5 separate regions of the Homo sapiens genome follow, and all the other regions are linked to region 4. Evidence: chromatin contacts called from ENCODE Hi-C or POLR2A ChIA-PET data. All regions are on one chromosome and are shown on one strand. Each heading gives the region's core, a stretch centred on a gene start or an enhancer-like site at or near the end of the contact. The rest is flanking DNA. Distances are from core to core; before and after follow the strand shown.

Region 1 (2,700 bases), core at 1-2,500, 7.6 Mb after region 4:
CACCGTGCCCGACGCAGTATTCCACATTTCTAACAAGACAATTTCCTCTTGACTCAGTCCATCTTCCTAGCAGTCACAGAATGCAGATGAGTACTAAGACATTGCACATTTCAAAGTTCACTTCCTGCCTTGGCTTCTTCAAGTGTAAGTCAGGGAAGAATTAATCATTGGAACAGCCTCCTGCTTTGCCCAAAATAAAAAAGAGCTCTGATTAAGGGAGAGCCAAATGGTCAGCAAGAGAGAAAGAACTAACAACCCCAGACCTCCCCCTGCCCCCGCAACCCCCGCATCCCTGTGAGGCTTTGTCAAATGCTTAGGGAAGGAGGATGCAGCCTATCCTCTTCCCAACCCTCAAGAGGGTCCGCAGCACTTCACAAAAGCACCTGCCAGTGACAGAAGCCTGCTAGGGTTACCACATTCGTCCCCTCAGTCGTCTAAGATCACGCAGAAATGCTTTTGTTTTTGGAACCTGCTGCGGCCTCAAGCGCAACAGTAAAAGGCCCTTTCAAAGGGCTGGTAAGGGAAGAGCCCAAACTGTTTTTTCTTAATGATAGGGCACTAGGAGCCCACCTTCTCCACCAAAACAACATTAATGGCGTGTGGGACTGCCTATTCCACCCTCACGCGGTAACCGCGGCCCAAAGGCAGGTCTCCGCCCGCTACCAGTCCAGCGCCCCGACCTCTGGCACAGAGGCGGCCAGCGGACTCCGGATAAGCAGAGACACCTAGCGGAGCACCCCTGACTTCCGGGAGCGCCCGCGGCCCCGCCCACCGCCCGACTTCCGGTACCGGCGGGGCCCGCCCGCCGCGCGCACCCCGGGCAGAGTCCCTCTCCTTCCGGGAAGCCCGCGGCCGCCCCGGCCTCCACGCAAGCACCCGAGCGTTACTTTCGTTTCCGCGGCAAACGTCTGGAGGCCCGGGTGAGGGAAGAAGCGGCGGCGGAGGGTTGGGGATTACTCCGACGCCGCGGCAGCCTTGCCCGGGCGTGCTGGGGGAGGGCGCGCGAACCCCGACCAGGGGGGTCACCGGGACTGAGCCCGGCGGCCTCCGGAATGTTCCCCGCGCGGTGCCAGTCCGCTCACCGCGCCCTTCTCCGTGGCCGCGCCGTCCAGCCAAGTCCTGCCGCGCTCCGTCGGCCCCGCCCGGATGGCCGCGCTCTGGCGCCCCAGCTGTGGGTCCCCTGGAGTCGCCGCGCTCCGGCAGCTGGCCCGCCGTCCGCGTCGAGCGCGCCCGGCTGGAGGGCGTGGACTGTTCGCGCTGCCTCCTCCCCCTGCCCCGGCCCTTGCCGGGGAGGAGGACCGCGAGAGCGCCGCCCCGCCGCTCGTGGGACCTCGCGCCCGGGGTCTGAGTCCCGGAGCTCTCTTGCGGGCTAGAGGATCGCGGACTTTGTTTTCAAGCGAGTGGGGCGGCCTACGTAAAAGAGGAAACCGAAACCTCCGCGCGCACGAGAGGGAGAAGGGTCTGGAGGGAAGCACTGGGTGGATTACAGCGGGGGCGCTATCCGGAGGATTCAGAGCTCTGCGGGTTAGCATAGGCAAGTTAGCATTCCTCTACCTTCATCTGTAAAGTGGGGCTGTTGAGGAGGAAATGTGATTATTTTGCAGCCCTTTAAAATGGTAATTGTGAAGTCTCGAGCAAAGTTGGAACTGCATGCTATTCATGTATATTAAAAATCAAATAATAAAATTATATGCACATCAGGCCGGGCGCGGTTGTTCACGCCTGTAATCCCAGCACTTTGGGAAGCCAAGGCGGGCGGATCACTTGAGGTCAGCAGTTCGAGACCAGCCTGGCCAACATGGTGAAACCCCATCTCTACTAAAAAATACAAAAATCAACTGGGCGTGGTGGCGGGCACCAGCAATCCCAGCTACTCGGGAGGCTGAGGCAGGAGAATCCCTTGAACCTGGGAGGTGGAGATTGTAGTGAGCCGAGATCGCGCCACTGCACTCCAGCCTGGGTGACAAGAGCAAGATTCCGTCTCAAAAGGAAAAAAAAAAAAAGCACAACAGGATTACATACTGTGAAAAGATATGTATGTCAAGAGAACTAGCCACGTTCACAACACGAGCCACAGACTGGGAGAAAATATTTGCAAAAGACATATCTGATAAAGCACTGTGACCCAAAATATACCAAAAAAAACCCTCTTAAAATGCAACAATATGAAAATGTACAACTTGATTAAAGGCGGGCAAAAGCTCTGAACATACACCTCACCATATGTATATGCATATGAAAAGATGCTCAACATCATGTCATTAAAGAATTGCAATTTAAAAAAACAAATACTATTACACATTTATTAGAATGGCTAAAATTCAGAACACTGACAACAACAAATGTTGATGAGGATCTGGAGCACAAGGAACTCCCATACATTCCTAGTGGGAATGCCTAATGTTAGAGTCTGGAAGACATTTTGGCAATTTCTTAACCAAGCTCTTCTTACCATAAGATGAAGCAACTCCACACCTTGGTATTTACCCAAACGAGTTGAAAGCTTATGCCCATACAAACACCTGTACAAGAATGTCTATAGCAGCTTTATTCATAATTGCCAAAACTTGAGGGCATCCAAGATATCACTTAATGGGTGGACAGATAAGCTGTGGTACATCTATACAATGGAATATTAAGTGCTAAAAAGAAATGAGCTCTGAAGCCACAAAAAAAAAAAAAAAAAAAAAAATCCTGGAG
Region 2 (2,700 bases), core at 97-2,596, 5.9 Mb after region 4:
AGTTGCGGGCGGGAGGGGCAGGGTCGGGGCGGGCGCCGGCGCCGGGCGGCCGACACTTTGTTTCAGTTGGGTCCTGCGTGGCCTGCGCTTCCTGCTCCCGCGGCCGGCCGGGCGCTGGGCACGGACGAGCCTCTTGCACTCCGCGGCCAGTGCGGGCCGGCGGCGCGGCGGGGTTGTGCGCAGGAGCAGCTACGCAACGCGCCCTGGGCGCCCCGCGCTCACTCCCCGGCGGGCCGGCTCGCGCTCGGGCTCATCGCGCCCCGCCGCGGGGCCGGGCGGGCTGGGGCGGGCGCGGCGGCGTGCGGGCGGCGCGGCCGGATCGCGGCTCCCCTCTCCGGTGTAGTGCAGAAAGCTTCCTACTTGCGACCAAAAAACCTGCCCCGGCTACTGAGCATGCCCAGTGCGGCCGCCCGGCCCTGCGGAGCCGCGCTCCCGCGCTCCGGGTTTTCGGGCCGCCCGCGCGGGAGGGGCGGGGCGGCGGCGGGGCGGGGCAGCCGAGGGGAGCAGTGGGCTCCGCTCGGGGCCGAGGCGGGCGGCCGGCGGGGCCGGGAGCGAGCCGGCAGGAAGGGGAGGAGCGGGGCAGTCGGGGGCGGGGCCGCGAGCGCGGGGGGCGGGGTGGTGGGCGGGGCTCCGACTTCCCCAGTCCCGCTTGCGGGGTCGGCCTGGCCCGCGGCACCGCCCCCCAGCCCGCCTCGACGTGGGCGCTTGCGGCCCGGCCCAGGGCAGGCGGGACCTGGACCTCGAGGTTCGAGGCGCAGCGCGGTTGTGCACACCAGGACGGGCAGCGACGGACCCGAGATGGGGCAGGGAACCATGCGAGCGAGCCGGCCCGCGTCTGGAGCCCACCGCCCCGACGGCAGCGGCCGCGCCGTCTACCGCGCGCCTCCCTCCAGGAGGAGCCCAAGAGGCGGCCTCCGTGCGCCCGCCCGTCCGGGGCCGGGCCAGCCCGCGAAGGGCCGGCGGCGTGGCCAGGTGGAGCACCCACCCCACCCCATGCCCGCCCCACCGGCCGCCGCCAAGACCCGGAGCCCGGGCCGCGCGCCCCGCGGGGTGGCCCGGCGAGCTCCGGCTGGCACGCTGGCTCCGCGGCAGGCCGGGGGTGGGATCCGGGGGGCGGGAGCCGGGCGCGGCGGAGGGCGGCGCGAGGGCGCGGCTGCCTCCGCTCTGCCCGCAGCTCCCCCCACGCCAGGCCTCTGGGTTCCTCTCGGAGCGTCCGCCTCCTCCGAAGCGCAGCTGGGAAGGGACCGAGTCTGGATTCCAGGGAGGTCCGGGTTCTAATCGAACGAGGCTGTCAATGGTGGTTCCTTTCGCGGAACGGTGTGGACTACACGACAGGCCCTCGCTCAGAACAGCGAGGGCTGGCCCGCGCTCCACTTCCCAGGGAAGATCTACTGCCAGGGCACACCTGCCGGGCCCTGGACGTGCCCCATCGGTGGCGAAAGAAGGGGCTTCCTGACCCAACTCCCCCAGACAGCCGCCAACTCCGATCACTCTGGCCGAGTATGCGGAACTTCCCCACGGGGCACTGCAGAGGCATTAGTTCACCCTCTCCCCCAGGCCCTGCATCGGGAAGCCCTCGCCAGTTCCTCCATGTCTCCCCGGGCATCCTTCGGGCCGCCTCACTCCTCCGTGCTCCATCTCGCTCCAGTTCCTAACCTACCTTGGAGCCACAAGGCTCCTCCCACCAGTTTTCTTCCTAAAGCCCTATTCGTTTGTGCCCCCCAACAGCGTTTCAACAACCACGGGGCGTCTCACAGACCCCGCGGTTTCCTGTCCTCCCCACGCCCAGGAACAAGCACCACGCCAACCCTTAAGTCACTGCGAGTCGAATCGCCGTTCCCCTTAAGCGGTGCTTCTACCTGCGGTCCCCACCGTTTGAAACAAACTCCCAGCTCAGGGATCACCTTAAAAGGATAGCCTTCCTGACTTCCAGGGCCAAATCGGTAACTCCCTCTTCAAGCGCTGCCTAAGCACTCACGCGTGCTCACTGCAGCACTCGTCTCTGTATTTTAAGGTTTGTCTACTCTTCACCCCACCCCAACTCCAAACGATGACCTTCAGTCAGACTTCATCTTCAAATTTGACGCTGGCCCCTAGCACCATTCTCTATACAGGAAATAAGGTGTTGTTCAATGAATGGAATTTCAGTGTCCACGAGAAAGCCCAATACCTACACATCCAATTCCCATTATCAAATGTTTGCACAAGAATCGCAAATTAAAGCCACCACTTCATCAACTGGTCAAGGCGCCTCAAGCTCTGCCTCTTTCCCTGATGGCCCAGCCAATTCCCTCTCCCTCCTCCAAACAGCGCCTCTTTCCTCTCACTTAGCATTTCCATTATATGCTGCATTTCATTGTTGCCTTCTCTCTAGGTTTACCAATTTATCAACAAAAGTTGTAAGTTCCTTGAAGGCAAGGACTAGGATTTTATACATTTGGGAAATCTCAAAGCATTGAGTGCACACTTCGGCAAGCGCTCAAATACTGGCAGGTGATAGTTTAAAATCCCTCAAGAAAAATCAACTGTAAAAAAGAGATCCTCAATAGGAAATAGATACATATAACATATAAGCCTATTATGCAATGATGGACCAATACAAATACAAGCACTTCTCGCCATGACCATTACTCCAATTATTGCCCCCTTCAGAACATCCACAAGCTTAGGCATTCACAAGGGGCTCCACCATGTGCGTAA
Region 3 (2,711 bases), core at 169-2,668, 6.9 Mb before region 4:
CTAAAAGTCTAATAGTTTAAATAGTAAACTAAGAAGTGTAACTAATTCAAAATATTCTAGTTCACACACAGAAGCAAAAACAATTACACAATATACAAGATATTGATCAAATGAAGTGAAGCTTTGACCCAATCAAAACTTCCTAACTCCACTTGTATCCATGTCGATCTCCTTTTATATCCGTTCAGTTCCACTGTCCTAAGTAGCCAATGTCTGAATAATTTTCAGCATTACCAGTCGAGCCCCTCCAAAAGTGGGTTTGCCATTTGCGAATTTAGCTTTGGCCCTCACTGCAGAGCGTGAAAACCAAAGGAAGAGGATGGTTTGAAGAGCAATTTCTTTTCACGAATAAACAACTAGTCCCATGAGTAAGGGAGTCAATTTGGAGTGCCAGGTCTAAAGGAAGAAGAAACTGTATTGCCTCCTTGTACATTTTGGGAATTTAGGGCCTGGACAAACGATAGCTAGTGAACTGAACGGGCAGGATAGTCAATCAGAGTAGAAGCAGCAGTTACAGGTCTAAAAAGCGTGCCAGCTCTACCCCACAGGCCCCCGAAAACCCTTCTACTCCGCCCAGCCTCCACCTCGCGCTTCTCACCTGCCTGTCGCCCGGTCTCGCTCGGGCTTCGCGAAGGGGCTGCGGATCCTACCCTCGTCACTGGAGTGGCCCGGACCGACGCCTGCACGTGAGGAGCCCGGGGTCCCAGGCCCGCGACTGGAGCAGGGGTGCTGATGCCGGCAGCTGTCCGCGGGTCAGGCCCCGCGGCCCCGGGGCTCAGGAAGTAGAAGGGGTTGTAATAGCCCAGCTGCGGGGGCGGCGGCGCCGCGGCCTGGGGGACTGCAGCGCCGCCCGAAGGGAAGCTCTGCGGGGAGGGCTGGGGGCTGCAGTAGGCTGGGAAGGCGGCCAGGCCGCTGTGCCAGGTGAGGTAGCCGCAGTAGGACTGCCACAGCCACTCGTGCACTTGCCGGGAGTACTCGCGGGCGCTCAGCCGAGCTGGTCTCTCTCGTGGCGCCGCGGCTTCGGGCGCCTCGCAGCCCGCCTGCTCCTGCAGCTCTGCACCGGAGCCGGAGGCCGCCTCCCCGCGCTTCCTGAGCTCGCGCGGCGGCTCCAATTTGTCGGCTGCGGCGGCAGCCGCGAGGCCCGGGGCTGTGGGCCGGCCCGGGGCCTGGGGTTCGGCCTGGGGGTCGTCGCGGGGGCATGGGACGGCGGTGGTAGGAGGGCCTCTCAGGGAAGGGACGGGCTCGTGGTCCCCTCCGCCATCGTCCTGCCCGGGAGGGTGGCCTCGGGCTTCCTCGGGCCCCTCGGCCATCGTCGCCTCAGCAGCACCCTCTGGGATACCTGTCACTGCTCCGTTTCCCTCCCCCAATGGCCCCTCCCCAACAGCCCCGTCACCACCGCAGCAACCGCAGGCGTCAACAATCCCCCGCCGGAAGCGGAAGCCCCGCCCCTCAGGAGCAACGCCCGCCGCCAGGCGGAGCTGGGAAGGGAGGGCGGGGAGGTGCGTCTGCAGTCCCGGGTTCGGGCCCTAGTAGTCGGTGGCTGGTCGGTGACTGGGACCAGACCGTCGCCTCCTCCCTTTTACAGCTTTAAGTCTGTGACCCGAGGCCTCTCTGTATATTCCCGTGGGGTTGGGCCTAGTTGTCCTGGGAGAAACTAGATGGATGAGGAGTATTTCCGAGACAGGTCCCAGGGCCAGCGCAGCCTTTTCTGTTGCAGAACCGCGACTGTTGTTTTGGGATCCAGGCCGGAGGGTTTGTTGCTTGTGTTCATTCCAGTTAACCATTAGTACTCGAGAAGGTGGTACAGAACGCATCTATCCCCTTAGAAGAAAAGAAATTAAAAGCCAAACTAAACTGGGATATATATTAATATAGGAAACTACCACTGAGACATAGGAAAGTGTATTAAAATATAACTAGTGAGGTGCTATGTATAATTCAGAGGAAGGGGAAATTATGCATGGGCCAGACTACTAACAAAAGGCTCCAAAGCCTGGGATACGCTGAGGGCCTTTCCATAACAGAAAATGAAAAGGAACCTAAATTTGAGACTAGATTTGAGGAAAGGCACAGTTGCGCTGGAGTAGAAAGCGTCTGTCTACCGCAGTGGAAAGTAAGTTTTCGTAAATGCAGACTAGCTCCAGGGTGAGGACAGAATCTAGCTTTTAAATCAGTATAATCTCTCTTCTTTTACATTTGAAAATCTCTGCAGCGATATGTTATTGTATCCCCAGCACCATACAAAGGACATACAAGGGCCAAATACTGTGGGAATATTTATTAATGATATTAATGATGATGCTGTCCGGGCCAAAGGAAAACTTCCGCTTCACCTTCTGAAGTTTCGCTGAAAGTCACTGACAGGAGGCAGTTAATAGGAGAAAAGACATAGACATTGATTTGACCATCGTTTTATGTGACACGGGAGCCTTCAGAATGAAGACCCAAAGATAACAAGGGAAATCGTGTATTTGTATGCTTAGGTTCAACAAAGCATGGACAGCCGTATAAAAAAATGACTGGACAAGGCCGGGCGCGGTGGCTCACGCCTGTAATCTCAGCACTTTGGGAGGCTGAGGCGGGCGGATCACAAGGTCAGGAGATCGAGACCATCCTGGCTAACACAGTGAAACCCCGTCTCTACTAAAAATACTAAAAATTAGCCAGGCGTGGTGGCGGGCGCCTGTAGTCCCAGCTACTCAGGAGGCTGA
Region 4 (2,700 bases), core at 166-2,665:
AGGGTTGCTGTGAGGACTACTGTGTGTCTGGAACACAGTTAAGTAATTTCACTACAAAAAAAAAAAATTAAATAGCATCATCTTTGACTATTCAAAACACATCACTTTTCAGCCAAAGACAAAGAGCAAATAACTGGAGTAGGAAACAAAATAAACGAAAGCAATAGGCCAAGTGATATACTTCCAAATTTTCTGGATAATTAAAGACCGACGCCTTGACTTCATAAAGAAGTACTGTACTCAATTTTCTAGAAAATGCTTAGAATTGCTTCAAGAATAAAAGTGAGCTAGATGTTAGGAGGTCGGATTCCTAGTCGTGAGTATAGTCCTATCTACCTATTTGACTACTGATAATTTATTTGACCTTTTTATCTATTCACACATCTAGTAATATCATATTCTGCTGTAATTTCTCTCCATCTATGCGTCTCCTCAGTCCTCCACCCCTTATGTAGGCAACGTCTCTAAGGCAAGATCCATACCTCCAGCATCTTTGCATCTCCACCGCCCAGCTCGCCATAAGTTCCCAACAAATAATGAATTGGTATCGCTTTACCTATAAGGGATTTATCCTAATCTAGTTCTAGTAATTTGTAAAATTCCAGGGCAGAAATTCAGCAAAAGAGCGAGATCTTCTTTCATTAAATTCTGAATACTGTCAACTTATGGGATCGATCCTTAAATCCACAATCTACGACTCATTTGTCCGTATGCAGAAATGCCGGTTTCCTTTGTGTCCCGTGGACCTTTTGTCTACTAGAAAAGGCAGATATTGCCTCATTTTGATAAAATGTCCATTCTACGGTTTAAAAGGTTAGCTTTTCTCTTAAGTCTCTTAGGTTTGATTCATCAAATCATCCAGTGAACAGCAGGCGCTCCAATGTTCACCTCTGCTGTGTAGGAACCAAACCCGACCTTCCCGGCCCCGCCTCCGACTGTCTCTAACTACGCGGTATCTCACCTCGTGGTCGCCGCAAGCCTCGGGCTCCGGGTGTACAGCGAACCCAAAGAGGACCTGCTCGTAGCAACCAGCGACCAGCTCCATTCAGCAGCGCACGTGCCTCTTCCGCCAGCCCGGCTCAGCCTGGAGGTGACAGAACCGGAAACCAAAAAAAAAAAAAAAAAAACACCTGACTCCTTTCTGCATCGGCGCTCGAATTATACGTCAGGCTCCAGGGCTGCCTTTAAGTCGCCTGTAACGTGGAAACACTTTAAGCGCGGGGAGGTCACATGGATTTTCCAAGAAGAGAATAAGTAAAGATGCCACATGAGGAGGTTCTCACTGCAAGGAGAAAAAAATCGGGGGCAAGCAGGCATATCTCAGGAAGGTGCCAGCTACGCCCGTCTGAAGGGAGCGGGCGGGACATCCTCTGCGAAGCCCTTCATTTCCGTGACATCAGGAGGAGGTGGGGCCGACTTCCGGCCGGTTGCTTAGGGGCTGTAGCGCCGGCAGCGTGCATTGTTGTGGGCTGTGTACTAGTAGGGTAGGAGTTTTTGTTCAGGGACCAGCGGAACGAGGCTTTCTGTCGTTAATAGGGTAAGGAGGGGTGGGATTAGGGTTCGCGGTGACTTGTTCCAGCGGCGCAGCGCTCGCGCTGCCTTGACGGACTCGGAGTGCTAGATGTGTCCGCGTTCCCGTCTGCCCGGGCCAGAACCCCAGCCCTGCACACTTTCTCTGTCTGCTTGTCTAACTCTGGGGCTGTATTGGCCAAGGTTGCGGCACCTCCTGGGGAGGGAGCAGTGAGCCTTCATTTTTTTTTTTTTTTTTTTGAGACGGAGTTTCGCTCTTTTTGCCCAGGCTGGAGTCCGGTGGCGCGATTTCGGCTCACCGCAACCTCTGCCTCCCGGGTTCAAGCAATTCTCCTGCCTCAGCCTCCCGAGTAGCTGGGATTACAGGCATACGCCACCACGCCTGGCTAATTTTGTATTTTTTAGTAGAGACAGGGTTTCTCCATGTTGGCTAGGCTGGTTTTGAACTCCCGACCGCAGGTGATCCGCTTGCCTCGACCTCCCAAAGTTGCTGGGATTGCAGGCGTGAGCCACAGCGCCCGGCCAGAGCCTTCATTTGAGAGTTGGGAAAACAAAGTGAGCCTGAGCAACATATTTTGATGCCGTCTCTACAAAAATGTTATAAATTAGCCCAGCATGGCGACGCCCGCCTGTGGCCTCAGCAACTCGGAAGGCTGAGGTGGGAGGATTGCTTGAGCCCAGGAGGTCGAGGCTGCAGTGAGCCGAGATCGCTCCACTGCATTCCAGTCTGGGGGACGAGCCAGGCCCCCTTTCAAAGAAAAAAAAAGTTTTATTTAATAAGGTTTAGAGATTCAGGTATGTCTTAGACATTACAGCTTTCCTACAAGCTCCCAACAGAGTAAATCTTGGTTCGTATAGTTCTCATAAACACCGTAGTAGGTCATTTGGTAAACAAGATGCATAGTCCATCCTTCTCAAATCTTCAGCCTCCATTTCAAGTGCGATACAGTGCTTCAGCGCTTAGACCCTTTTGTTTCCAATAACTTTTCTTCTCTGGTGTTCTGAATTGTTAGTACGTGTTAATAGAGGCTAGTTTGGGTCTTGCAGAAATGATTTCATTTGGGATGCTTTGGTTGTCACTGCAGTGCAGAAAAGACCTTGTTATTGTTAGAAATAGATAATTGGTGACACGAAGAAAAGTCAGCATGGAGACAAAAGATCTCTCAGCAA
Region 5 (2,700 bases), core at 93-2,592, 6.6 Mb after region 4:
CTCTTTGGGATAAGCCCAAATTGTTCTATTTGACTTTTGGTGTTGCCCCATCTACACTATTACCCAGATCTACCTGATGAAACTTAATGATAAAGTTACTTGAGACTTGGACTCTGCCCACCTGCAAGCCTCCTGTCTTTGGGGAATTCACCTGATTAATCTTTCTGGGTCTCAGTTTCCACATCAGCTCAACAGGGCAATATGCTCAACAGGGCAATTTCCACATCAGCTCAACAGGGCAATATCATTTTCCTTACAGGGTTGTCCAAAGACTTACAATTAGCCTGGCTCACTATAGGTAGTCCACAGGTGTCAGCTACATAAATCTAAAACTCCTAGGCATGCTTGGATGGGACAACTTGGGCACAGAATTTAGAGGGGTGGTTTTGTTTCGTTTTGTTCTGTTTTGTTTTTTGGTTCTCTGGGAACTGGACAAGGTGACACAGCCAAGGCCCTTCCAACTCTTAAGAATTCTTCCCCAAAGAAAATACTTTGCAAATGCCTCAGCAGAACTCAAAAATATCCACAAACTCTTCACTGACACTAAAAACTTGGGTACTCCAAAAATCACTTCTGACCCCCAGGCGTCCTACCAGGTCTGCAAACCTTCGATTTGGGGATGCATGACCTAGCAGCTTTTAAGCATACGCCCTCAATTGTTACCCCACCTCCCGGCTCAGGGCTGGCCCTCGGGATGCAGCGACCCCTCCTCGCCAGGCTCCGCGGGACTCCGGGCAGGGCGCTCAGTGCTCCGGCAGCCACAGGGTTCGCAGAGCTGAGGTCCGCCCGAGAGAGCAGCCGCGCCTCCAGCTCGCAGTTACTCGGAGCCAGGCCGGGGAGCATCTGTGCCCCGCCCCACGCGCCGCGCAAGTCCTCCCGGGATCACCCTCCCCGCGCCGCGAACCCCCCGCACTTCCTCCACTCCCGGGTGATACCCGGCCTCGCTCCGGCCCCGCCCCCGCATCTGAGCCCCGACTCCTAACCGCCTAGAGCTCCCGCCCCGCCCACGCACCGACCCCCCCGGCCCCACCCCCGAGCCCCCGCAGCCCCAGAGGAGGCCACGGGCTAGCGATGGCGAATGCGGCGTGGCTACGCTCTCAGCCTGGCCCCGCCCCAACCCTGGCCCCGCCCATGCCCCAGGCTCCTGCCTGGGCTCTGCTCTCGGCCCCGCCCCGCACCCAAGCCCCGGCCCCACCCCCGAGCCCCCGCAGCCCGGGAGCCTAGGCCCCGCCCCCGAGTCCCGGCTCCACCCCCGAGACCCGGCCCCACCCCCGAGCCCCCGCAGACCGAGCTAGGCCCCGCCCCCGAGACCCGGCCCCACCCCCGAGCCCCCGCAGCCCTAGAGCCGCCCAAGGGATGGCGATGGCGTACTTGGCTTGGAGACTGGCGCGGCGTTCGTGTCCGAGGTAAGCTTGGAGTCCCGGCCGTTCGGCCCATGGTCGCCCGCAGGATACCGCTGTCCAGGCGAAGGTCGCCGCCGTTGGAAGACCCTCCTTCCCTATTGTCTAGGTGGCAACAGGATTTTGCTTTGCTGGTTTTCCGGTGAGGTAGTGCTAAAAAGTGACGACCTCACGCGCGCCCTCCTGCACCGCTGGGCCCGGAGTGGTCAGGATGGGCGCGTCGGGAGGTCAGGGCTATGGTTCCCTGTCAGCAGTCCCCAAGGTCTCCGCCTGCCTCCGCGCACGCTCCCATCCTCCTGGGGCCGGACTCCGGGCGGGTGAGCCGCCCCAGCTGAGCACCCGGGCCTGCACTTCCCAGCCGGGCTGCTTCTGGGGTGCAAAGCGTCGCTTGCTAAAAGCGAGGTAAACGCAAGCCGTTATCACTCGTGTGGACTTAACACTCTGCTTCTTGGAGAACACGTATGCTATAAAGTGAAATGGCCGGGTACAGAGTAACGGCTAAGAAGCACGCTGCACCTCCCTGGGGTCCCGGGAACCCGCACGAATCTGTGCATAGGGAACAAAACCGAAACACGGTGGTGGCCTTGAAGTGGTAGAATTATGAGTGATTTTCCCGACTTTATGTATTTTCTTAAATGGTCGTGTTTTTGCTATTTGTTTTTAAAACTCACGCTTTATTTAAAAATAAATTTGTTCCACATTTTGTGGAAACTTGTACATTTCGGCTTTCTGTGGATATTTTAAATTTTTCTTTCGTTTTCTACGTGGAATTTGCCATATAAGATGCAGTTTTTCCCTTTACAGAAAATCATTTTAATGTAAAACTTACTCTAGGCTGATCTTACTGAATCAGTTACTAATAGTCCAAAGTTTGAACCTAGAGTTCATTGCACCATTTTCGAGTTACATAATTGTGTTTGTGTGTTAGGTTTGGGCTTTGTAACCTGTATTATTTTAATCATCTTTTTTGCCATTAACTCTATTATTCAGTGTCATCGTCGTGAACTCCATTTTTAGCTTGTGGCCTGAGTCCTGTGCATTCAAGTTTGCCACCCCACCCCCGCTCACTATGTGTGCTTAAAAACGTGCTGATCACCCCCGCGGTGGTTGCTGTTTCTGCTCTGTTCCTGGCTGGCTGGTTAAACATACCCATAGAAAGGGGCACGCCTGCTGAGCCCCCTTCACTGACTCCCTTCCACTGCAGGTAGATTCCCTCCCATCTGCTGAGAAGGCTGTGGCTCTATCTGGAATGCCAGCAACTGCTCGTGTGTTCTTTTGAATATTTCTTGTATGTTCACAT

Evidence for each region. A loop is a pair of places that touch in the nucleus more often than their neighbours do. ChIA-PET counts read pairs that join two places held with the same protein, here RNA polymerase II (POLR2A). Pooled maps may share reads with other maps.
Region 1: a loop to region 4 is called in a pooled map, with 8 times the contacts of the local background. The contact joins the promoter of RIPK1 here to the promoter of C6orf52 in region 4. A Hi-C loop is called at or near these places in 1 of 168 maps with a recorded cell type or tissue (CD8-positive, alpha-beta T cell) and 1 of 50 pooled maps. POLR2A ChIA-PET finds 5 or more read pairs at or near these places in 1 of 52 experiments (CD8-positive, alpha-beta memory T cell).
Region 2: a loop to region 4 is called in a map of naive thymus-derived CD4-positive, alpha-beta T cell, with 16 times the contacts of the local background. The contact joins the promoter of CDYL-AS1 here to the promoter of C6orf52 in region 4. A Hi-C loop is called at or near these places in 1 of 168 maps with a recorded cell type or tissue (naive thymus-derived CD4-positive, alpha-beta T cell) and 5 of 50 pooled maps. POLR2A ChIA-PET finds 5 or more read pairs at or near these places in 1 of 52 experiments (naive thymus-derived CD4-positive, alpha-beta T cell).
Region 3: a loop to region 4 is called in a pooled map, with 10 times the contacts of the local background. The contact joins the promoter of FAM8A1 here to the promoter of C6orf52 in region 4. A Hi-C loop is called at or near these places in 6 of 50 pooled maps. POLR2A ChIA-PET finds 5 or more read pairs at or near these places in 3 of 52 experiments (CD4-positive, alpha-beta T cell, CD8-positive, alpha-beta T cell and naive thymus-derived CD8-positive, alpha-beta T cell).
Region 5: a pooled map shows a loop between it and region 4 (12-fold over the local background). The contact joins the promoter of ECI2 here to the promoter of C6orf52 in region 4. A Hi-C loop is called at or near these places in 4 of 50 pooled maps. POLR2A ChIA-PET finds 5 or more read pairs at or near these places in 2 of 52 experiments (OCI-LY7 and activated CD4-positive, alpha-beta T cell).

The regions. Positions count from the first base shown.
Region 1 is chr6:3,067,044-3,069,743 of GRCh38, reverse strand. RIPK1 (receptor interacting serine/threonine kinase 1) reads right to left here and starts at 1,250. Exons shown (of 11, transcript NM_001354930.2): 1 at 1,083-1,250. RefSeq lists a silencer at 592-1,381.
Region 2 is chr6:4,774,072-4,776,771 of GRCh38, reverse strand. It overlaps CDYL-AS1 (CDYL antisense RNA 1), which reads left to right and starts at 1,346. Exons shown (of 2, transcript NR_183279.1): 1 at 1,346-1,500; 2 at 2,015-2,246. It overlaps CDYL (chromodomain Y like), which reads right to left and starts at 368. Exons shown (of 7, transcript NM_004824.4): 1 at 1-368. RefSeq lists silencers at 17-566, 587-1,216 and an enhancer at 1,024-1,677.
Region 3 is chr6:17,599,009-17,601,719 of GRCh38, reverse strand. FAM8A1 (family with sequence similarity 8 member A1) reads right to left here and starts at 1,418. Exons shown (of 5, transcript NM_016255.3): 1 at 599-1,418. The coding sequence starts at 1,310. RefSeq lists an enhancer at 1-13 and a silencer at 1,080-1,559.
Region 4 is chr6:10,693,331-10,696,030 of GRCh38, reverse strand. It overlaps C6orf52 (chromosome 6 open reading frame 52), which reads left to right and starts at 1,415. Exons shown (of 5, transcript NM_001145020.3): 1 at 1,415-1,537. It overlaps PAK1IP1 (PAK1 interacting protein 1), which reads right to left and starts at 1,059. Exons shown (of 10, transcript NM_017906.3): 1 at 962-1,059. The coding sequence starts at 1,045. RefSeq lists enhancers at 1,032-1,411, 841-1,443, 1,452-1,501.
Region 5 is chr6:4,134,217-4,136,916 of GRCh38, reverse strand. It overlaps ECI2 (enoyl-CoA delta isomerase 2), which reads left to right and starts at 1,342. Exons shown (of 10, transcript NM_206836.3): 1 at 1,342-1,406. The coding sequence starts at 1,357. It overlaps ECI2-DT (ECI2 divergent transcript), which reads right to left and starts at 845. Exons shown (of 4, transcript NR_103764.1): 1 at 669-845. RefSeq lists silencers at 787-996, 1,157-1,296.